Regions from separate parts of the Homo sapiens genome. Here region 2 is linked to region 1. The links are chromatin loops, found by intact Hi-C in ENCODE. Cell type or tissue: ascending aorta. All regions are shown on one strand. Links, peaks and the distances in the headings refer to the core of each region. The heading gives the core; the rest is flanking DNA.

The links. A loop is a pair of places that touch in the nucleus more often than their neighbours do. Peaks named below come from ENCODE experiments on the same cell type or tissue, not always from the same donor. Only the 100,000 strongest peaks of a DNase experiment are listed, where the experiment ranks them.
Region 2: a loop joins it to region 1, with 3 times the contacts of the local background. A loop is called at or near these places in 11 of 110 quality-filtered maps.

Annotation. Positions count from the first base shown.
Region 1 is chr11:75,597,855-75,610,191 of GRCh38, reverse strand. It overlaps MAP6 (microtubule associated protein 6), which reads left to right. Exons shown (of 4, transcript NM_033063.2): 2 at 1,870-2,083; 3 at 4,188-4,384. Among named protein-coding and RNA genes, the nearest start is that of MAP6-AS1, 21 kb to the right of the region's middle. In ascending aorta, for the core only: no CTCF peak of the experiment used is centred there; DNase peaks (open chromatin) are centred at 5,735 and 6,159; H3K4me3 peaks cover 438 bases; H3K27ac peaks cover 2,323 bases.
Region 2 is chr11:75,545,879-75,558,203 of GRCh38, reverse strand. No RefSeq gene overlaps it. Among named protein-coding and RNA genes, the nearest start is that of SERPINH1, 10 kb to the left of the region's middle. RefSeq lists enhancers at 3,663-3,712, 3,769-4,516, 2,497-5,183. In ascending aorta, for the core only: no CTCF peak of the experiment used is centred there; a DNase peak (open chromatin) is centred at 3,693; H3K4me3 peaks cover 1,620 bases; H3K27ac peaks cover 5,049 bases.

The DNA of each region.
Region 1 (12,337 bases), core at 2,643-10,642:
ATATTCCTTACAGTTCTGGAGGCTGGGAAGTCCAAGGCCAAGGAGACGTATCTGGTGAGGGCCTTTTTGTTGGTGGGGACCCTGCAGAGTCCTGAGGCAGCACAGGGTGTCACATGGCGAGGGGGCCAAGTATGCTAGTTGAGGTCTCTCTTCCTCTTCTTATAAAAGCCACCAGTCCCACTCCCATGGCAACTCATCAATCAATTGCCTATTAATACACTAATCCAGGAATTGGTTAAATCATTCATGAGGGCAGAGCCCTCATTACCCAGTCACCTTTTACAGGCCCCACCTTTCAATGCTGCCACACTGGGGATGAAGTTTCAACGTGAGTTTTAGAGGGGACAAACATTCGAACCATAACAATGGGGCATCTAGGTGGGGACCCAGGCTGCACTGGAAAGGAGAGTCTGAAGCTCAGGGAAGGGTCTCTTAAAAGCCAGTAGTCTCTCTTCACATATGAGCCAGTTCCCCTAAAGAAATACGGAGAACAGGAGGTCAAATAACCGGCAAGTGGCTCAGTGTTACCAAATCAGCTTTATCAACTAAGACAGCCTCAGAGCTAGAAGGACATTATAAGGACCTTGTTTGGCCTAATTCTTTCATTTTACAAATGAGAAAACGAATGCTCAGAGCAGGGAAAGGCCTGCCAGCATAAGGCAGTGCTAGCACGAGAGCCTGCGTGTCTCCGTCGCAGTCCAAGCTCTTTCTCCTGCCTCCTGCGGCCTCCTTGTTCCTGGCACTCCTCTCTGAGCCCCGAAGGAGGGAGTCATCAGTGAGGGAGACAGTGGGACTTGGAAGAACCTAACTCCACAGATATTCATGCCCTAACTCCTCCTTTCCCACAGTGCAGCTTTTTGTGCCCCCAAAGGAGAACAGACCCAATAAAGACCCCAGAAGCCACAGAGTTCATGCATTGACTCTCGTGCACTTAACAAACAGAATAGACCCTCGTGGCCTGTGTCAACAGCTACATTTTTTAACTCTGTTTTGAACATTGTCAGCCATCTACTCTCCAGCCCTATAACAGATCATAAACAGCTGATTAGAAACCACGAGATGGATTGCAGAGAACAAGAAAACTGACACATTGACTCAAAAAAGCAGCAGATGAGGATCATTTAGGATAAGGACCAATAGCCATTTACACCAAAGCACACGAAGATGCTCCTACACACACACAGCCCAACACAAGTCGTAGTTGTGATCTCCAAATTATGTTCAGTCTGTGTTGCTTACTAACGATCTGCAAATATTTAGACATTTCACGAGGATGTTCATCTAAAGTGATTAAGATTGTTAAAGTTCTGGCCCTCCAAGAAGCAAGCCCTCTGCTATTCAAATGGGGGAATTATCCTCAAGGAATCTGGGCAACAAAAGTTCTTCATTATGAAAAAGGGGGGAAGGGAACTGGCATTCATTGATATGCCACAATATATCAGACAGTGTGCCTAATACATTGTCTCATTTAATTTCACAACTCTTCAACTTTGCACATAGCAGGCACTCAATATTTTTTGACTTCATGAATGACTGAATGGGTTGGGTTTTTTCAGTCTCATTTTCAAGATTGGGAAAAAGAGCCCTGAAGATTAGAATTGCCTGCCCATGGTCACACAGTGTGGAGCTGGGAACCTGATCTCTTTCTCCAAGGCACAACTGCTATTGCCACAACCCAACCTGGGTCAACTTTGCAAGAAGGGAGACTTGCACTCTTCCTTATGAAAGAGTGAGGCTAACCCTCCAGCCACACTTCAGTCAATGCTGCAAGCACTGATGGAGAGCTTGCTGTGTTTGCAGCCCTGTGTCAGGAGCTCTGCTTCCAGGCAGATGATGCTTCATATCACATATGCTTTCTTTGACTAACAGGAATGAATTCAGGGCATGGACGGACATCAAGCCTGTGAAACCAATAAAGGCCAAGCCCCAGTACAAGCCCCCAGATGATAAGATGGTTCATGAGACCAGCTACAGTGCTCAGTTCAAAGGAGAGGCCAGCAAGCCAACAACAGCTGACAATAAGGTCATTGATCGCAGAAGAATACGCAGCCTCTACAGCGAACCCTTCAAGGAACCCCCAAAGGTGAGACAGACCTTGTGGGAACCCATCAGCACAGCCTGGACCATAAGGGTTAACTGCAGCAGAGCATGGGGTGGGCTGCTGTCAAATCTGGCCCAGCCTCCACGGGCACCTTTAAAATCCCTGCTTCCTCTAAAGCACACTGAGACCCAGGGCCATCTTCAATAGGAACCTTTGTTAAACTCAAAGGGAATATTAAAGAGGAACATCACCTAAAATAAAGACAGCTTAAAGGCTGGCAGATTTCCAGGGAATTAGCTTCTGATTTTGAGAAATCCAGATAAACAATGGCAGAAAACCTCACCTGAGCCCTAAATCCCCTTGTCTTAAAATAGATGTGCTTGGGCCCCAGAAGGGCTGGCCCAGTATTGTAGGCCCCCATGCCCGGCTCCCCTCCCACCAGACCCTGCCTTGCCTCATCCTTGGCTCCAATCACTGGACCCTTTCTTCCCTCCCTAGTCCCTGAAAAGCACCTGCCCTCTCTCATCTTCTCGGGCTAAACACCATCCACTATGACTTCTCGGTCTGTCACAACACACCTGTCACATCAGCTATAATATATGTTCCCAGCATTTGTTACCAAAATGAACAGTTTGTGAAAGTGGACTCAAGGATTTTCCTAAGGTAACATTCCTCCACCTTACATAGGAGTTCGTGATCAGGAGAAGCATGTTGGAGATATAGCTGGTGAAGCAGGAATCATATAAGCCATGCAATCTAGCATCTTCTGATGTCAGGCCCCATGGAATTGTACAAATATCCACTGTCCTCTCTATAATAGCAGAAAATGCCTGAGAACTTAAATAACTCTGGAACCTAATTATCCTTTTCTCTGCTTTTGTCCTAAAGTCTTGCACTTCAGTGGAGTTTCCTATTTGGCCCAGGACCAGTTTATGGGTAAGGTAACTAACCGACCCAGTTTGCCTGGGATTCTTCCATTTTAGCACTGAAAGTTCTGTGTTCCAGGAAACCTCTCAGTTCCAGGCAAACCAGGACGATTGGTTCCTTTCCTTACAGGTCAGGAGTGACTGAAAGCCGCTGCACCTCAGTGAGTGAATGATCCAGCCTGCAAGGCCCAGCATCAGCTCTGTCCATCCAGAGATGGTGTGGCACCCGGGGCATGGGGTTAGCATTGGACAAAAGAGGACGTAGAGAAGGAAGGAGGGAAAATGAGGGAAACTAAATCTAGAGATAGATGAGGGGGGTGGCCTATTGAGGGGTCACTTTCAGTGACTCCGAAGTTTCCTGAGAAAGAGCAGGCAAGGCCATCTTCTCCAGATGAAGGGGACAGAGCTAGAGGAGGGAGGTTGGGGAGAGTGGAGTGAGCTTAGAACTGCTGCTCTGGGGAAAATGGTGGAGGAGCCAGGCAGAGAGGAGGAGCAGAGTGCTGGCAGTGGAAAGCCTAGCTGAGACTGGAGATGCCCCCCTGCCCAAAGCATCTCAGCGAGGATGCTTCTCCATATGGGTGAGCCAGCCTAGAGACAGAACAGGGGAAGCCAGCGGGTGCTGCAGCGACCCACCGCCCCAGAACATCTGCATCTTACATCAACAAAGGTTTATTTCTCATTAATATCCATTGTGGGTTGGCTGCCACTCTAACCCTCGTTGCCTCTCCATCTGGGTCTTGGGTGGCAGAGCAGCCTGTCTCTGTGGCAGAGGAAAAGAGAGCACTGGGCAGCACAGGCTGACTCTCAAATTTTCCGCCTGAAGGTGACCCAAGTCACTGCTCACATTTCATTGACTAAAGCAAAATCCTATGCCTGTGGGTGAGTTGAGCAACGTGATGAGGTGTTAACTTCCTACAGGGAGGGGCTCAAATATTGCCCAACAGTGGTATGGCCCACTGCCTGGGGTGGTCGGTGGAAGGCTGGCAGGACAAGGGAGACCACGTGGCCAGTGGGTGCTGCCAAAGTGACGGAACAGGGAGTTCAGACGGGAGATGCCGAATGCCCTAATGTCCTTGGGAACACCTTATGCACTGTGCTCCACCTGAGCCAACCTCTGTCATTACCGTCATTCCTTAATTAACCATATCTTTTCTCTCTAAATTCCTTCCCACGCCCCACCTTTTTGTGTTTCTGTATTTGCGGTCTGTCTCTCCGTACAGGTGGAAAAACCTAGTGTTCAGAGTTCCAAACCAAAAAAGACCTCAGCGAGCCATAAGCCCACGAGGAAGGCCAAAGACAAGCAGGCGGTGTCAGGCCAGGCTGCCAAGAAAAAGAGCGCGGAGGGCCCGAGTACCACCAAGCCAGACGACAAGGAGCAAAGCAAAGAGATGAACAATAAACTGGCTGAGGCGAAAGAGTAAATTTCCCTGCACTTTCCTTTTACTCTTCTCTCTCTCTCCCTCCCCCCAACTTTTTTTTTTTAAACCAACAAACCAAAAAAGGCCACAAAATTAATTAGAGGCTTCTCATCTGCCTTGGTCCTGAGTGTTCCAGGAGCTCTTTGGTTTGGCTTCTTTTGATGGAAGAATCCTGCTTCACAGACTGAGTGGCAGGCCTCCTCCTGAGGGCAGCCCCTGGAGCACCAGGAAGCGTTGCCGCTGGCTGTGCCCTCCCCTGGCACTCTGACTGCATGCTGATGAGCAAGGCAGGCAGGTCTGAGAGGCGAAACGAATCTCCCGGCAGTGCTTGGAAGTGTCTGTGGGGTCTCCTCCTCCCAGATCCCCAAGATCTGTGTCACTGGTCGATTTTGAACTTTAGGTACATGTGTTCTTTTCAAAAATTCAGAGAATCGTCATGTGCCACAGAAGCTCAGCCTGGGCTTCAGCAATTGACAAAATTTGAAGAAATATTAAACAAAAATAACAAAAAAAGAAACAACCTTGGCCTTAATGTCAATAAAAGGGAGTTGTGTCTGTTAAGTGGTCTTTTCATAGAATCGTCCATTAGAAATGTGTGCCTGTGTTTAGCTTCCTATCAGTGGGCTTTAAATTGTATACCGAGTCATAGATACGCCACTGATAACTAAAACTAGATCAGGGCTGGTGAAGAAGGTTAGGTGTTTTAGGTACATTCCAGCTGTCATAGGAAGATCACAGAAATGAGGAGGCTGTTTTCCTCTGATTCTCCTCGGCCGACCACCTGTCCAATGCTGCTGGTTTCGCAGAGCGACCGGTTGGAGATGTCTGAGGAAGAAAGTTCAAGGTGTAGGGATAGTGTGTTTGGAATTTGACTTTCCATTTCTGAGACCCAAGGGGGCGTAGATGTAGTGGCAAGTGTGGCGATGTTTACTCTCCCTTCCTGAACCGCTCTGGTCTGCTCCTCAGAGAGGGCAGCGGTGCCAGGCCTCAGGTCAGGGAGAATGTCTGTGACTTAGCTGCAGACTAGGAGACTGCCCTGCTAACTAATTAGCAAGCAGCTTTGACCTCATTAATATATAAAAGCAGCTCTCAGTATATTCCGTGTCGTGTGTGTGTGTGGCCAAAGCCCCCAAGGGTGGCAAGTGCCACCTTCGCTGTGCTAGAGTTGTGTTGTAGGAATTAGTCAGGGAGTTGTTGTGAAAAAAAAAACCCCAGTGCTTGTGAGGGAACTCAAAATAGTTACCAGAAAAATAATATTTGCCAATATGACGTGTATATTGCTCAGCACACTCTGTATCTCCTGTCCTTAAAATCCTCTTGTCCCCGGCATTCTGACACACTGGGCTGCCGTCCGGTGTCAAGCCCCGGCGCAGGCTTGCTCTTCTTTTACAATGAAAGGGGTGAAGAGTGAGGGTCTCACAGTTCCTTACCTCAAAGTCCCTTTAGGTCCTTCTGGTTTGGAGGAAGTGGAGCCTCCACGAACTCTCTCTTACTCCGACCATTCAGGCAGCAAAGTCTCTGCTTACATCATTTTGGTTGTCACCTTGGGGCTGAGTGAGAAGTCTTTTGTAAATTAATTCGGCGTGTGCTACATGAGCCATAATTATTAACAGAACAGGAATATCAGAAACGAAGTTGTTGATCAGGCCCACTGCGACCTTCCTTTCTATCTCAGGGTTTAAAACTGTGAGGAAGGAGAAGTATGAAGGAAGGTAGAAAATGCTGGTGGGTCTCCGTGTTTATGAGTCACAGATTTTGAAAGCTATCAGGAAATGACTAGAGTGGATCCTGGCACTGATTCCAACTCTTTGCCAGCTAATCTTAACATTTAGCAGAAAGCTCTAGCAACATGATCTTAATTGTATCCAGAGGATTTGCCAATGTATGTTCAGTCTCTCAAGATTTGGCATTAGTCAGACATGTTGATGCTAGCCACAATTTGGATTTCTCCATAGAATAATCATTTATTTTTGCAGATCAAATAAATCAGAGTTTACAATGCACAGGGGATCATTTATTTAGCATTCCCTTGCTAGAAGCCCGTGTGCCAGGCACTGTGCTAGGCGTGGTGGGCAGTATAAAGAAATCTGTCTCCACAGCCACACAACCAGAGGGTGCACATGACTTGATCCCTATGACCAAGTCAAGTTGGTGTTGCCCAAATCGCAGTTTGACATAAGGGTCCCACAGGCTTCCCCACCCCCCGCCCCCACTCACTGCCCCAGGGACCAACTTCCTACCCTCACCCAAGGCTTTAGAGGACCTGTAGCATGTCTTTTTCAACCTGTCAGTATCCCCTTCTGCTTAACACACCCACTGAGAAAACCCTGTTTGTAGTTCACTTTGACTCTTGAATGTGTCACTTTACTGGCAAGAGACTTCCTTTGATTTCTACTGTTTACAAATAAAACTCAGCCAGTCTCATTCTATATCCCAAACGTACTGAATGAAACTGATTTTGGTTCCACAAGCAGTGTTTGGGTGTTGCCTTCCTGAAGGTGACCAAGCTTCCAAAGCTCGTCCCACTGGCCTCTGTACATTTCCCTGTGGTTCTCCGTCCTTCCCTGGCGAGGGAGCTGGGACTGAAGCTTTCCCGCTGTTTCCCTGCCTGCAAAAGCAGCCCCAAGAGCTGCGCATTGGCTTCCCTCAGCAATCTGTCCTGTCTGTGCTCCCATTCGGTCCACATAGCTTTCTTTGCCTCTCTGAGGCAGACAGGAAGTGTCTAATTACGATTTTGTGGCCTGGGTTTTGTTGCATACCACAGATTGTCTATGTAACATGTAGCGCACACCTCTCTTGGTGCTATTTCATTCCTGCTGTAAGAGAATGACAAAAATATTCATGTATAGCCAATTGATTGTGACGTGCTTGTGGTCTGTGCTTGCTCAGAAAAACAAACAAACAAACAGTTTTTCCAATTATAAATAAATGCTAAAGACGAACACCACTTTCTTGATCTTATTTCCTTGGTGAGGCCCACCTGAGTAGGTGAAGGAATGAACCTTTTGCATTTGAGCCATTCTCTGCAAGATGAGCTGTGCCCTGCAGTCTTCCTGGGGCTCTCCATAATGCAGCTTGACTCTTTTAGATTGCCTCTCAGATACTATTGGCAAGCAGTCAGAGCTAAGTTTTGGGAAAGCGAAGATGGACCGGGAGACGCACTGGCCAAAAAGGTAGTGTAACATTTTGATCCAATGTTGCCGGGAAGAGCGACCGCCTGCACCGAGCACCACCTTGCCACACTGGGAGGCTGGGCTCTGACTCTCTGCCTCCTTCCTGTCGACTGGCAGGACTGTCATTTCTGGCTTTTTCTCCTCCCAAGGGATGGCAGAGATGCCTTCACTTGCTCAGTTAATCTATGGTCACTGTGGATGTTCCACCCATAGGGGGCTGGCTCACTGTGGGTTGTGGGGGTGACAGTCGTGTGTGTGCCTTATGTGGGGGTGCTGAAACAGCCACCAGACAGGCCACCAAGCAACAACAGATCAGGTAGTTGGGAACTCAGATGAAGGACAGGCTTCTTCCAACTAGGGCTGGGGAGTTGCGGAAGGCTCTGTGGCAGAGGGAGCCCTGGAAAGCAGCTGGGGTGTGGATATGTAAGGGCAAGGCCACTGCAGGGAGCAAGTCTAGAAATGGAAAACTGGGGGGCTGGGTGGGAACCTGAAAGCTAGGACCAAGTTTGCCCACTTTGTTATCCTTCTGGTAAAGTGGAAGACAAAAGATTTTATACTCTTCATTTTTCCAACATATGTTGATTGAATACCTATTATGTGCCAGGCACTGTGCTGGGCACTAGGGAAACCAGGATGACTGAGACCCCGCCTCTGATCACAGTGGGGCACGAAGGAGGAGGCCATTCTAGCTGGTTCCATGGATCAGGGAGGACTTCAGCAATGGGTAGGTGTTGACCAGGTGAACAGAGCCGGGGGTGGCCAAGGCATGCTAGATAGAGGGGTCTGCCCAAGCAAAGGTCGGAGGGGGGCCATCAAACACCAGGTGAACTTCAGTTCTGGGGGGGTAGCTCCCTTGGGAGGGTCATGGCACAGGCTGGAGAGTGACAGAGCTCGGTGGTGGAGAGGCCTGGTGCACGTGAGTGGGCGGTTGCTAACTGGGATCTCCATTTCCATATGCCCAAAGCGTACCTACACCCTGCATGCTCCCTTGTCATGCTTCTCTTGCTTGCTTATGCGTCAGGCAACACTACAGATCCTCTCTTGCTCTAAGCTAGGAGCCCTAGGGTGGACTTTTATTGCTGGACCTGATTGCTGAGTTTTGGGGGAGGCAGGGGTAGAAATCATTCAAGGGTGGTATAAATGAAAAGCCGTATGTATTTGTTTTCCAGATGAATAGAAAACATCCCACCCACCTGTCTACTTTTGTATGAGGCAGAAAACACAAAAGCTGCTCAAGAAATAAAACAAATACATAAAAGCATATTATTAAGCTCTCTTTTGATGAGTTAAGGGAGAGAGACAAAACGGGGATTGAGAGAGGTGGTAAGAAAGACAGGCGAGAAGTAGAGAGGTAGAAATAGCGGCACAGAGAGAAAAAGACACAGGAAAGCACACATATGAAGACACCTAGAGTAACCTAAGAGAGTGCGAGAAGGTGAGACACACTCAGAGTCAGAGAAAGGGCAAGCGTTGGGCAATGGAGAAGGCAGGAAGGCAGGGGCCTTGCCAGCTTTGTCAGTGCTGCCCACGTGCTCAGGGCTCCCCCAGGGGCTCTTCCGCCTGTGGTTCCCACCATGCTCCCCTCTGCTGCCCAGAGCCCCAGGAGGCAAATCTATAACCCATCACTCACATTACCTCCCTGAAACAGCAAACAAACAAAATTCAAACCAGCCCCCTATTTTCAAAATAGGTCATTGTTGCTAAGTTAGCTATAAATGTATTTCAATTCTTCCTTAGAGTTTTTGTGTTCTTCATGAAATTCTTCCCTCTTTTGTTTCACTAGGGTTTAAGAATTTACAACCTGCTTCTCACTTCTCATAGATTTGAGGAGCGTCAAGTCCCATTTCACAAAGGCTATGGACTCCTTTAGTGTGTCACTGTGGTTTAAGGCTCCTTTTACTGCTAAAATGTCTCAAAGCAGTTCACATTTTCAGGACCATAGGTACAGAAGTTTCTTTCAGGATATAACCTGTGAACCATCTGCGTTAAAGCAAGGCTTCACCCCTAGCACCACCTGAGACCAGCAGGGTTAGGAAAGCGGCTAGGGCAGCCAAGGCCACTGGAACAGGAAAGACAGCTGTTTCAAACAAAGGGAGCCCAAACTCCACTCTCACAGAACCGGGCATGTGTTTCAACCCCTACTTCCACCCCACTGCCATTTGATGCATATATCCTCATAACACCTAGACCATCCTAGAATTCCTACAACAGGGAGAACTAGAATTAACACCATTATGTATTTTGTTATTTACCCTATGAATACTGGTTAACATGGACAGTGCACTTAGGCATTTACAAAGTTCGTGAGTGGAAACCAGTGCTGCCGTGCAACGCTGTGTCTCTCACTAACCTCCTGGAGCATTAGTGTCCTCCTCTGAAAATGGGGACACTAATACCCCCCCTCAGAGGAGCAGAATGAGGATGAAATGACATGAGGGCTGTAGGGAACCCCTGGAGGACACTAAACATGTCACTTCACGCCCTTCCCCTCCCTTTAGAGTACTTGAAAGTACTTGTCCACTTTCTGACAGATATATACTTAGCTGTTAGTAATACACGAAGTTGATTGAGGCAAACATTCTTAAGAAGATTGCTTTTAAAGAATTACAGCTATTGAATTACCTTGAGTCCACAGACCTAAATGGTAATATTCTAACAATTTATATGTATGCGTTGCTTATGAAGCGTTTCTTTCTGTGCCATTCCACTGAACCCTCCCAATGTTATGGGGCAGGTGTTGGCCCCATGTAACAGAGGAGAAAGGGAAGCTCAAAGAGGAGGGGACACCTGCCAGCTTGGTCAGGCTTAGAAGATGGAGAAAGCACTGGAATCCAGGCTTCCAGCTCCATAGCCTGCTGTCTATCCCTCTCACCTGAAGGAGGCTCAGCTGGCCTGAAAAGAATCAGGTTTCAGACAAGTGGGACCCCCCAATAAAAACTAAGCCCATACCCCACAGTGCCACACTCTGGCTGGGCCATTCCAGGTCCTCCAGCAAGCTTGCCTAGTACCCTCTTTAAATCTTGGGACCCGGATACAAACTGAGGGAAAATAAGAATGGGGTCAGATCTATATACATCTGGCTCAGACGTCCTGGCTATACTGACCAATTATCACAGCCAATACACAGTTTTTCTCCTTCTGGTACTAGCTTGCCTGGGTGACTGCAATGTAGGTTACTAAATGCAGAATTGTCCAGCAGATTCTTCATTCACAAAAAATATACTCAGTCCTGGAGGTACCAAGATAAAACTGGTATCCATTATTATCTGCAGTATATAAGTATTGGATCTGAGACTGCCATTTTGAGCATTTTATTTCAGCCAGTGGAATTGAGCTTAAATTTCTGTCCCTTGTCCTCATGTAATGGGCCTCAATTACTTGTTAACCTGGCATTGTATATAGTGATCTCGACAGATGGCCCCAGAACTCTTATCTGGGGCCAAGAGAGCTTCAGATGCTGAGCTTTAAAAGTTACTGCCACTGCTTGCTACTGGTTTAAGCTGCTAGAGGGATCTTTATGCAAATCTGACCACGTCACCCCGTGCTTTAAACCATCCGTGGGCTCCTCGTGGTGCAGAAGCTTCTTGTTCCCTCGGTGCACCATGCTGCTTCTCACCTCCATGCCTTTACCCTTGCTGTCCACCTGCCTGGAATGCCCTTCTCCTGCTTCTCCACCTGGCTAACTCATCCTTCAAGACTCTGCTCAGGGGACAGCTCCAGGAAGCCTTTCCCGCACCTCCCAAGCTGGGTAAGCTGCTCCCTGTGTGTCTTCATGATGGAACTTGCCACATGTACTGTGTCATCCGCTCATGTGTGTATCCCCCTTACCAGACCGTGCTCCCCCAGGGCAAGGGCCAGATCTCTGTTCACCTTTGTAGCCCTAGCTTCTGGCCCAAAGCCTACCATAGACAGTGTCTTCTAAAGTGCTCATTGAATGAAAAATGAGTGAGTGAATGAATGATGAGATTCACTGTCTGCCTCCACATTCACCATGGTGCTTCCACAAGGCTCTTCTCTGACTATTAACTGTCTCTGCTCCCATGAAAGGGGCAGTTTTGTGAGAGGTCACAGCAACTGCAGACCAGAGAGCAGTCAATGGCTGGTTTTATACTGGCTGGCCTCTGTTCAGGCCTGCATACCTCTGTACTTTAGATAGCCACTTTTTCTAAACAGTCTTGATTGCATAAAATCATGGGCCCTTGGTTACAGGGTAATCTAAGAGGTTGGCCAATCTCACTCCCTGCTCAGTTCAGGGCTCCTAACTCTAGGGTGACAGGACCCTCCCCACCACCACACATTTCACAGGCATGTCTAATTCCAAGCAAGGATTATAACCAACAGGCCTGGTTCTAAATCCAAGCTCTACTATTTACTAGCTGTGTGACCTTAACTGAGTCTCTTAATTTCTTTAAGCCTCCAATAGATAACAATAATACAAATATCGATCACTCTTCGAATATATTTGGTTCCCAATTCAGGAAGCAAGAATTTGGCCAGCAAGGGATAATTTTATTTATTTCGACCTGTTTGTTTTCAGAGTTCAGGATAGCAGGTGGCAAGAGCTCTGAAAGCAAGGGATACCTGATTCCCAGGCCTGCGGTGAGGGCCCCATGGGGAGGCATGCAAAAGTCCTCTGCAAACTGGAGTGTGCAATGCCCTCGCCAATAGCTCATGTTATGGGTAGTTTTGCTGACCACAGCTTCCCAGTTAATTACTGCCCCTGGTCCCTAACAGTATGGCAGCTGGAGCTACACAAGGTGAATCCACTCCTGCCACACA
Region 2 (12,325 bases), core at 1-8,000, 49 kb after region 1:
GTGGGGGTGGGTGGGCACATGATTCCTCCCCTCCTCCTCCCAGAGCAGGCCCGCCCCTACCCGTCTGCAATCCTGGTGCTGAGCGAAGCCACATAGGAACTCCAGCGCCTTCACCCACATGCCTGGCACAATACCCAGGAGACACAAGCCCACTGACTCGCTATATACACAGGCGTATGTGCACCCACATACATGGTGCACACACGGCACTTGAGCAGCCCCTTCACACAATCCATGTACACACATGTCTGTGTAACTCCAGTAACCCAAATGCACCCCACCCCCCTACACAAGTTTTTGTTGGGTATTGACATATACACAGGATCAGGTTCCCCGCCCCCTCTCCCAGCCTCCCTCTCTCAGGCTTCCTCTGGCAACCCATGGAACCAGCTCCAGTGCCTGCAAGACCAGGCCTGAAGGGCTGGTGGGATGGAGGATGTGTGTTAACTACAGCCCTGCCTTTCCCTTCCCGTCTTGTTCTCCTCTCCCTTAGGTGCTGCTGAGCCTGTAATAACAGTGATGCCCAGGTGGGCTACAGGGCTGTCCTCCCTTGTCTTAGCATCCCTGACACTCAGAAAAGGGACTCCTGAGCTCTGACCACCCCCTACACCCTGCCAAACCACCTCTAATCTGCTTCAGCCCAGTTCAGCCCTGCTGTGCTATGGAGTGTGAAATGCCCTCACTTGGGGGTTAGGAGACCTGGGATCCTGCCCCAGGTCTGCCACTTCTTGGCTATGTACCCATGATTTAAATTACCCCTCTGTAAAATAGGACTGATAGTCTGCAGGATGATGAGACACACAGATAAAATAATGAATAGCAGAGGACTTTGTGAACACTAAGTGATGTTAGGCTCTCCACTCCACACCTCTGCTCACATCTTCACCAACTGGTCAAATCTTACACAACCCGTAGACGCCACTCTGACCATTCCTTCCCTGTCCTCTGACCATTCCTGCTCTGTCCTCTGAGCGCTGTCCCATCAGTTCCAGTCACACCTCACCTTGCACATACACACGACGCTAACAAAGGGCTGTGACTGGAGTGGGGACTTCCCTGGGGAGGCACAGGCAGAGGATAGTAGTCTGGCAAAGCAGGAGAAGCCCAGCCTGGGAGTCAGAAAGTTTGTGTTGGGATCTGTCCCTGGTGACCTTGGAAAGTCACTGCACCTCTCTGCACCTCAATTTCCTCATCTGTAACATGGGATATGGGCTGAGTCTGGAAGAGTTTGAAGGATTTAATTTTAAACAGGTAAAAGTATTTGTACACACTCCTGGCAGGAGGAAAAATTGGCACACGCTTTCTAGAAGGTGGTTGGCACTTTTAAATAAAAATATGTTATTGAATAATTCCCTGCAACACTATTTATAATAGCAAAAATCAGAAACAACCTAATTGTCCAGCCATAGGGGTTGAGAATACCATGAAGCTGGAAAAAAACAAAAAGCCAGGAAGTTCTTATGTCCTGATACTGAATTTGGTGTTAGAGTGGAAGAGCAGCGTGCAGAGCGTACATTACCTATTTACACATTTTCACAATTTGAAATTATTCATGTTCTTTTGGAAAAAAATCAATTTTTAGAAATTTCACTTAAGGAAATGATGTTTAAAAATATGAGCATAGATATATGCAGAAGGATGTTCTTCAGAGCCTTGTCTGTAATAACAAAAAATTGGAGAGAAGGTCAATAAGGGATGAAGTATTTGCAGATGTCAAAAAGGGGAAAGCTTGTTGTAATCCCCAGGCACAGAAAGATCGCTTGGTGGATTGTTGGATAAAAAATAAAGCCGTTTATGAAACAGCCTGTTGATGAAAATTCCACGGGAGAGCTGCAGATATCTGGAAGAATGTTCACATTTCACCAAAAAGTTAATGCTGGTTTTGGGGTGATTTTCACTTAATTTTTTAAAAGTTTCTGCTATTAAAAGATTTGGGGTTATTTATTTTTTATTTATTTAGAAACAGAATCTCACTCTGTCGCCCAGGCTGGAGTGCAGTGGTGCAAACATGGCTCACTGCAGCCTAGATGTCATGGGCTCAAGCCATCCTCCCAAGTAGCTGGGACCACAGGTGTACGCCACCAACCGTGGCTAATGTTTTAATTTTGTAGAGACAGGGTCTCCCCATGTTGCCCAGGCTGGTCTTGGACTCCAAAGGCTCAAGCGATCCTCCCGCCTTGGCCTCCCAAACTGCTGGGATGACAGGTGTGAGCCACTGCGCCCAGCATGGGTTTTTTATTGAATGAATGTATAGTATATGTATTAATACAAAATACATAGGTATATAAAATATTCATAGAGAAAGGCTAGAAAGAAATACTCTTACATCGTTTAATAGTGTTTATCTTTGGAGATAGAATATATATATCTTTATTTTCTTTTCTCTGCTTTTCTGAATTGTTTTCAATAGCATATATTACTTTTATAGTCAGCCAAAAAAAAAAAAAAATCAACCAAGTGAATAGAAAAGAAACACCCAGAAGGGTATCAAGCTCCAGCCTGAAGGGGGCTTGTCCGAGGGTGGCTGGGGAAGTGGTGGTGCTGAGCCTGGGGCTCAGAGATACTGCGCTGCAACCCTGGGGAAGGTGGGAGGCTGGGGCTGTGGCTCCTCTGGCCAGGTCTGGCATTTCCCACCAGCCCAGACCTGCTGGCTTTAGGCCTCAGGCTAAAGAGCCAAATCCTGGCAAGATTTCATGGGACGCAGCCAGGGGAGGGTAGGCACGAGACCCCACAGAGGCCACCATGGGAGGGGGGTACGTGTGACTAAAGCTGTGGAAGTTGGTGACAGGTCACCCTGCGTTTTTGCATTCTCTGCCTGCTGCATGGAGAGCGAGAGAGGGAGGCCAGAGGAGAGAATGGCTCGGTAACCTGGAGAGAGATGCTGGTGCCCAGACCAGGCAGGGGCCTCGGGCTGGAGAGGGCCCAGTGGCGGTGGGTTGGGCACGGAGGGCCTGGGAGAAGGGGGAAGGAGGACTCTCTGGTGTCTGGCCTGGTGAACAAGTGGCAAATGGTCCCTTTCCTGCAATGGAGACTCTGGGGGAAGGCAGTGAGCTCTGGGGGAAGCTGGTGGGCTCCATAGACTGGAGACATCAGGAGGCTGTAATGTCCGTAATTCTGTCAGGAGAGAAGGCCTGTCCAAAGATGACAATTTGTGAATCATGGTTATAGGAGAGTAACTGAAAGATGCCACAGGTGAAAGATGCGGATCAGAGCAAGCACAGAGCCTGAGGAGAACAGAGGCTGTGGAGAAATGGGCCCACGCCAGGCCAAGGGGTGACCCTGCTACCTCCCGGAAGGGAAACCAAGGCTGAGCTGGCAGAGCCACTGGTGGGGGCAGGGGCACAGAGAGAGGGCCATGCCACAGGCGATGGAGCAGCGGTGCCCTCCTCCTAGCCCAGAGCGAAGGAGGACCAGGCGGCCGCACGGTGATGGTGGTGGGGTGGGCTGGACCAGTGCTGGGGTCTGTACACTCGGCCGGGCCCCATTGGCTGTTGGGGCCGGAGCAGGCCCAGAGACAGGCCGAGCTGATGCAACGTGGGCCTATCGTTGCAGGCCTTGCTGAGGGGATGCAGCTGTGCTGGCTGCTGCCCAGAGGTTCCAGCAGGGAGGGGGCTGGCTCTCAGGGCCGCCTAGAGCTCTGGGACTGCAGCCCAGCCAGGCCCAAAGGCTGTCTGTTCGGGGTCTGCTCTGACTCAGGAGGGAAACACGCCTTTCATGGAAGCACCCAGCGCTGTTGGCTGGGTCTGTGTGTGTCTGTGTGCCCATGTGTGTGTGATGGGGGAGGAGCCCATAGCTGATGCTATATATACAGCTGTGCTTCACAGGCTCAGCATTCCCAGGGCCAGATGGGGAAACACGGGAGGGGAGGAGCTGGCCACCTGCCAAGCCCAGACCTCTGGCCGAGCCCCAGCTCCTAGATTCCAGCCTGTGCTCAGCCTCTGACTCTACACCTGACTTTCAGCAAGTCCCTGATCCCTCTGAGCCTCAGTTTCCCCATCTCTTGAGTTGGCACAGAGAGTTGTGAAAAAGAACTCAGAGGCTGGGAGCTGGAGCGGGAAGGGAGTCCCCAGGGAGCACAGCTGACTGGTCTTCACACCAAAAGCAAGCACAGGAGAAAGGGAGCTAGCATTTCCCAGTGCCTGTGGTGTGCCAGGAGCTCCTGCATTTTCCATTAATTCCCATCACCCTGCTATGAGGTAGGCATTTTCTCCCCATTTTGCAGATGATGAAACTGAGCCCCAAACAAGCAGAGATTATAGAGCTGGGTTTGAAGCTAGCTCTCCTTGCTTGGGGCCTGGGATTCTGTCCACAGCAGCCACTGGGCCATACCTGCAAGGGTGTCAGAAGGTTTGTGCTGGCGTCAGTGTCGCCAAGGACTCTGGGAGCCACTCACATTTTGGGCACTGCCTAAAGTTGATTACTTTGTTAACCCTGCCCAGGCCCCAGGCAGAGGCTTTAAATTGTTAGAACAATGAAGAAGGGAGAGCTGGATAAACACTGGCCAGGCTTGAGGGAGTCCTGGGACATAGTTGGGGTAAAGGACTGATCAGAGCATATGCTGAGGCTCAGGAATTCATAGGCATCTTCCTCCAGCTCCCTGACACAGGGTACCTAGAAGACTAACGATGGTGGTGCTGAGTACTAGAAAGGTTCTGTCCCGGACACAAATCTAGACACCAAGTCTGGTCCCCCGAACAAGGCAGGGACCCAGGTTATTGGAGCAAGGCTGTGAGTCCCTGAGGTGAGGAACTACAGGGCTTGGCCTGAAGATGGAGCTTGGCACGGTTTGTGCAGGAGCAAGCGGGTCAACAACAGGCCAGCATCACAGGTCCACAGGACTGGCCCAGCCCCACACCCATGCCAGGTTTCTGCCCTGCCACCTAAGGTGAGGCTGGCTCTGCCATGGTGCCCATGGGTGGTGGGGCGGGGGATGAGGAGGTCTAGTGCCCACAGAGCTGGCTCTGCCACCACTGGGCATTTTCAGAGATAGAGTCTTGCCCAAGGATTACCCCATAGAGGTTTTACCAAGGAACTTCTGGAGACAGAAGGGCTTGACCCAAAGACATCGTGTTGACATAAAATTCCAAGCACTGGCAGACCACTCATTTTCTCTCAAAACCCACTTTTCCTGAGCAACTGTTCCGAGCCAGGCCCTCTTCTGGAACACAGAAGCAAACCAAATCTACTCCCTTAAACAATGGGACTCACACCAGGTGCTCAGGAATGGGACGGAGGGGAGGAAGCAGAGGAGCTCTGGGACTGTAGCCCAGCCAGAAGGAGCCCAGAAGTACCAATCCAGTGTGGGATCAGGGGTCAGGGAAGACTTCTTGGAGGAGGCTACCTAAGGTTGAGAAGTGCACACCAAGCAGAGAAGACTGGGAATAGGGTGAGGCAAGTGAGGCACTTGCCTTGGGGGCACAATTAATGAGAGCACCGAAAACCTCAGTCATCAAAGTAAATCATGTTTCATGCAATATTTCAAAAAATCTAAATCAATGCAAAAATTCTATGAGTAACAAAATATCACAATTTTAAATAAAAACAGGATCAGGGCCAACCTCATGGGTGTACAGCCTGTGCAGTCTCACAGACCCTCCCAAGTGATTTGATGGTTACTACTGACATTCTGCAATTCTTTTTTTATTTTTATTTTTTATTTATTTTTTTTTTTTTTGAGACGGAGTCTTGCTCAGTCGCCCAGGCTGGAGTGCAGTGGCGTGATCTCAGCTCACTGCAAGCTCCGCCTCCCGGGTTCATGCCATTCTCCTGCCTCAGCCTCCCCAGTAGCTGGGACTACAGGTGCCTGCCACCACGCCTGGCTAATTTTTTTGTGTATTTTTAGTAGAGACAGGGTTTCACCATGTTAGCCAGGATGGTCTCGATCTCCTGACCTTGTGATCCACCTGCCTCAGCCTCCCAAAGTGCTGGGATAACAGGCATGAGCCACCGTGCCTGGCCTTATTTTTGTATTTTTTGTAGTGACAGGGTCTCTCTATTGCCCAGGCTGGTCTTGAACTCCTGGGCTTAAGCGATCCTTCCACGTCGGCCTCTCTAAGTGCCAGGATTACAGGCTTGAGCCACTACCCAGCCGCTGCAATTTTTTTTTTTTTTTGAGACAGAGTCTCACTCTGTTGCCCAGGCTGGAATGCACACTGCAACCTCCGACTCCTGGGTTCAAGCGATTCTCCTGCCTCAGCCTCCCGAGTAGCTGGGATTACAGGAGCCACGCCACCACACCCGGCTAATTGCCGCTGCAATTCTTAATAATTTTTGAGGCTGGGCGCGGTAACTCATGCCTGTAATCCCAGCACTTTGGGAGGCCGAGGCAGGTGGATCATTTGAGGTCAGGAGTTCGAGACCAGCCTGGCCAACATGGTGAAACCCCATCTTTACTAAAAATACAAAAAAATAGCTGGGCATGGTGGCATGTGCCTGTAATCCCAGCTATTCGGGAGGCTGAGGCAGGAGAATTGCTTGAACCCAGGAAGTGGAGGTTGCAGTGAGCCGAGGTCACACCACTGCACTCCAGCCTGGGCAACAAATAATAATAATTTTTGAAGAAAAGGCCTCACAAATTACATTGCCAGTCTCAGACAGGATTAGTAGCATGGACTGTGTCAAGCCATATTGGAGCCTGAGACAAAAGGAAAAATAAAAAAGTCCTTATTTAAAATGTGATATTTTGTTCATCATGGATTTTTTGCATTTGTTTTGATTTTTAAAAAATATTACAAGAGGCCGGGCATGGTGGCTCATGCCTGTAATCCCAGCACTTTGGGAGGCCGAGGAGGGCAGATCATGAGGTCAGGAGATAGAGACCATCCTGGCTAACACGGCGAAACCCCGTCTCTACTAAAAATACAAAAAATTAGCCAGGCATGGTGGCGGGTGTTTGTAGTCCCAGCTACTGGGGAGGCTGAGGCAGGAGAATGGCATGAACCCAGGAGGCGGAGCTTGCAGTGAGCCAAGATCACGCCACTGTACTCTAGCCTGGGCGACAAAGTGAGACTCCATCTCAAAAATAATAATAATAACAATAATTACATGAAAATATGATTAATCCTGATTACTGAGATTTCTGGTGCTCCTTTTAGTTTTCACTTGTCTCACCCTAGTCCCAGCCCTGGAAGAAGGCAAGGAGAGGAAAGACACCCTGGCAGGGGGAAGAGCAGGGGCAAAGGCTGGCAGCCCAAGTGCCAAGGAGAACTGGCACATGAGGTGCCGGGAAGGCTCTGGGGAGCAGGCAGGGCCTTCAGGCCCCTCTCAGGTCCCACTGACCCTTGCTGGAGAGGCAGTGTCTCCCTAACCCTCAAACCACCATCCAGAACCTAGATGCCCACCTGCAAAGTGAGAGCCATGGTTCCTTTCAAGCCTGTCTTCCTCTTCCAGGTAGTTCCGAGGAACAACAACAACAAAAAGACCCTGGGTTGGAAGTGGCCTGTAAACTGGACAGCATGTGCCCAAATTCTGCAGTTCCCACAGATCTCTGCAGCCCTCCAGGCCTCACTCCATTCTCATGGTTCTGAGGCCTCCCTCCACCAGCCAAGGCACCCCCCTTCCCTGCCCTCAGTGCACATAAGAGAGAGTCAGAGGAAGTCCTTTACTTCTTCATTCTTCCTTTCATGCAACAAAGTTTTTTTTTGAGATAGAGTCTCGCTCTGTCGCCCAGGCTGGAGTGCAGTGGCATGATCTCGGCTCACTGCAACCTCTGCCTCCCAGATTCAAGCAATTCTCAGCCTTCCGAGTAGCTGGGATTACAAGCGCTGACCACCACACCCAGCTAATTTTTGTATTTTTAGTAGAGATGGGGTTTCACCATCTTGGCCAGGCTGGTCTTGAACTCCTGACCTCGTGATCCATCCGCCTCAGCCTCCCAAAGTGCTGGGATTACAGGCGTGAGCCACCGTGCCCAGCAAAGATTTGTTGTTGTTGAGACACAGTCTCACTCTGGAGTGCAGCGGTTGGGATCTTGGCTCACTGCAACCTCTGGCTCCCGGGTTCAAGCGATTCTCCTGCCTCAGCCTCCCAAGTAGCTGGGATTCCAGGTATGCACCACCACGCCCGGCTAATTTTTGTATTTTTAGTAGAGACAGGGTTTCACCATGTTGGCCTGGATGGTCTCGAACTCCTGACCTCAGGTGATCTGCCTGCCTCAGCCTCCCAAAGTGCTGGAATTATAGGCGTGAGCTACCGTTCCCAGTCTCACGTAGCAAAGATTTATTGAGAACCCACAATTTACTAGGCACTGTTCTAGGTACTGGGATAAAAAAGTGGGCAAAACCAGATCTTTGCCCTCCAGGAGCCTGGTGTGCTGGCGAGTGGAGACACGCAATAAACTAAGAAAGAAATGTGATCATTTCCAGTAATAATGAGGGCTAGCAAGAAATGAAAACAGGTGTTGTGGGTAAGACTACTTTACACCAGGCAGCCTGAAATCTGAATAAGAAGCTGTAATCATTTCCGGTGGCTGCTGTATCTAGTACCACACACTTAGTGGCTTCAAATGATATAAATTTATTCTTTTATGGTTTTGAGGTCAGAAGACTTAAATGGGCTAGCAACTCCTTCTAAAGACTCTGGGGATGAATCTGCTTCCTTGCTCTTTCCAGCTTCTAGAAGCCACCCGCATTCCTTGACTTGTGGCCCCTGCCTCTACCTTCAAAGCCAGCAGTGTGGCAGCGCCAATCTCCCTCTCTCTCTGCTTTCTCCTTCCCTCATCACATCTGTTTCTCTGACTCTGACCCCTCTGCCTCCCTCTTGAGATGGACCTCCCTGATGACACTGGGCCACCAGTAAAGTCTCCCTATCTCAAGATCTGTAATTTAATCTCATGTGCAAAGTCCCTTGTCCCATGCAAGGTAATGCACTCACAGGTTCCAGGAATTCGGACATGGATGTCTTTGGGGAGCCATTCTTCCTCCGACCAAAGGAGGAGGGAGACCTTTATGGTGGGAGGAGGGGATCCCAAGCAGAGGGAGCTGCATGGGCAAAGGCCCCACAGTTAGAATGAACTAGGCATGCTCTAGGAATAGCAAGAAGGTCAGCCTTCTAGAAGTAATGCTCCAGTTAGCTTGATTTGCATCTATGTCATTCGTGAGGCCAATCCCATCTCTATGGACAAATGTTCTACAGTGTGCGTCCAGGAGCCCTGCGAGTCTACGGCATCCCCTTGGCATTTCAGGTCATCTCCTGCATCCTTCTGCTTCTAGCTGCCGGACTCTTCACATGCTTAGAGCAAGAGCACTGGACATTTGAGGAAGGTGCCTGGCTGGGCACTCACCTGGGCTGGGGCCAGGCTGACTCTGGTGGAGGGGTGGGCCCAGTCCCTAGTACCTGAGTATAATCCTGCTCTTTCTTCCCCACTGAAGGCCAGGATTGTGTGGCTAAGGATGGATGGGGGCAGCAAAGCTAGACCTCAGGCAGTGGCAGGAGCTGTCAATGGCCATATTGTTAGCTCTGGGCTGCGGCACGGAGGCACCAGGGTAGGGCTGAATGAGGCATCTGTTCGCTAGGTCAGGATGCCCAGGTCAGGGTCTCTCTTGAGAGATGCCTCCTACCCCCACCCTAACCCCAACTCTGCCCAGACCCTGCCATGTGGCTCCCTTGATATCTCTGGTACCCATCCCTCAGGGACCACAACTGTAACTAGCTGGCTCACTGTGAGGTTGGCTGTTGGATGGTGGTCTTCTCAGTTAAAATGTGAGCTCTCCACATAAGCCAGGAACTGTCTTCATCAATGCCAAGTCCCAGCAGCCGGCAGCCAGCACCCAACCCAGGGCCTGGCTCAGAGAAGTTGCTCCATACACACGTGCAATGAATGGAGGAATGAAGGAACAGATGAGAGAGACTGGGCCACCCTTGCATCCCCTGGTCACCTCCTCCCTTGACCACTGCACCCTCCTGCTCACTAGGCCTCCCTGCCTCTGGTATCTCTTCCCAGACACTCTTCATTCTAACACACCATCTAGTTAAAACCCTCCTGGGGCTCCCTGAGACCCTCAGGATCTGCCAAGCCCCAGCCTCACCAGGCTACCCGCCCACCGATTCTGTCCTCTACCTCTGCACTCCTCCTCAAGCAGTCCCTGGCACTGTCCAGTGTGCGCCCTTGTACTTGTGTATTCTTATGCCCAGAAAGCCCCTCCTCCCCTTCTCCCGGTATGGATGGCTCCTACCCTCTGTTCAGGCTCCTACAGGAAGCGGGCCCTGACCACCCCCAGCCTCCCCTGGGCTCCCACAGCCTGTGCTTCCCCCATCTCAGCACCAATTGTAATTCTCACTTCGTACATCTGTCTCCCTTTCCACACCCTGAGCCCCTCAGGGCAGAGACTAATGCTGACCCACGTCTTTCTTTGTCTGCTCCAGGGCCCTGGACGTGGTCAGGCACAGAACAAATGTTCAGCAAAGGTGTAAGCCCAGCCCCAGGCCAGTGGGCAGGTCCTATAGCCTGACCAGTGGGCGCTTCTGCCCTCTGGTGTCCGTTTTGGGTCACTATGATTTTCTATCTCTTTGAGGGGCTTCCTAGGGTGATGTACCCCAGCAGTGGTTCTCAGAGTGTGGTCCCAGGACCAATTGTATCAGCATCACCTTGGTACCTGTCAGAAATGAAAATTCTTGGGCTGTACTCTAGGCATGAATCAGAAACTCTGGCTGGGGGGAAGCAATCTGGATTTTACCAAGCCCTCCAGATGTTTCTGATGCAGGCTGAAGTTTGAAAACCATTATCCTGGAAGAACCCTAAGCCTGAACCACTCCCAGGAGCTCCAGTTAAGGGAGGAAACAGGACCCACCTGGTGGAGTTGCCAGGTACAATACAGGATTCCCAGTTAAATTTGAATTTCAGATCAACAGAAACATGTTATTGCAAGTATTGCACAAGACAGACAAACTAAAAAATAAAAATAAAAAATTCATTGTTTATGTGAAATTCAACTTTAACTGGATGTCCTATGTTCTCTTTCTGTATCAGCAGCCCTGTGCAAAGAACCCTGTTCTTATTTCAGTACTCTGCTGTCGCCATCTTGAAATTCTTAGTAATCTTTTTTACTAGGAGCCCTGCATTTTCATTTGGCAATGGGTCCTGCAAAATGTAGCCAGTCCTAGGAAGGATCTTTACAAAGCCTCCCTGGGGGCATTCAGGATCCGGAGCTCAAAGGCAGGCGGAGTGGGACCTCTGGCACCTTAGAGATGTGCCTCTAAGGATTCTCAGCTCCTCCCTCTGCCACGTGCTGGGGGTTCCCTTCCCAGGTGGGTCAAACCTTCATCCTTCTCCGATTGTGGCTCCTGTCTCCTCACTATCTTGCTGCCTCTGTTCTCACCCCTTCTATGCCACCTTCCACACAGGACGGTGAAGTTCCGAAAATGTCTGCCCATATGCCACCCTCCTGCCCCCAAACTTTTCTCTGGATGTCTCCTTCCCACTTTTATTTATTTTTTTAATTTTTTTTTTGAGACAGTCTCCCTCTGTCACCCAGGCAGGAGTACAGTGGTGCAATCACAGCTCACTGCAACCTCCAACTCCTGGATTCAACCAATTATCCTGCCTTAGCCTCCCAAGTAGCTGGGATTACAGGTGTGTTCCACAACACCCGGCTAATTTTTGTATTTTTAATAGAGACAGGGTTTCACCAGTTGCCCAGGGTGGTCTCGAACTCCTGACCTCAAGTGATCCACCCGCCTCGGCCTCCCAAAGTGCTAGGATTACAGGCGTGAGCCACCACGCCTGGCCACCACTGCTTTTATGATAACCAGTGGCTACCATTACAGAGCACTGAAGTAGATGCTTTTCCTCATTATGTCTTGTATTCTGCAAAGTAATTCTCCTCTTGGCCAAGCCTGGGATGGGATTGCTGTGGGCAGAACCAGCCTGCAGCCTCGGATGAAGAGCTGAGTATCCGCCCCAGCTCATGCCTGACAGAGGAAAAGCCGCTGCCTGGGAAGGCTACAGAGGAGCAAGTGGAGGAGAAGCACCAGAATGATCTGTTGAGCACTTACTATGTGCCGAGCACTGTTCAGAGTGGTGGGAGCTGGATGGTGAAGGACACATATACCAACCCCACCGTCCTTGGGATGGTTCCATGGATCCTGCCAGCTTTAATCTCGGGTTTATGCCCTAACCTTAGTGTTCTAATCAAACAGTGGAGGGCAGTGGCTCTTCTTATTTTTAATTTTTCAGAAGCAAGGAGGAAGTCATTCTTTTCTTTCTCGAAGATTTGATTCCAAATTACACTGGGAGAAGTAGGTTGGGGCACAGAGGAAACAGGATTGGTATGACCCACTATTGCTGAGGCTGAATGATGGGTACGTGATGGGGTCATTAGACTCATCT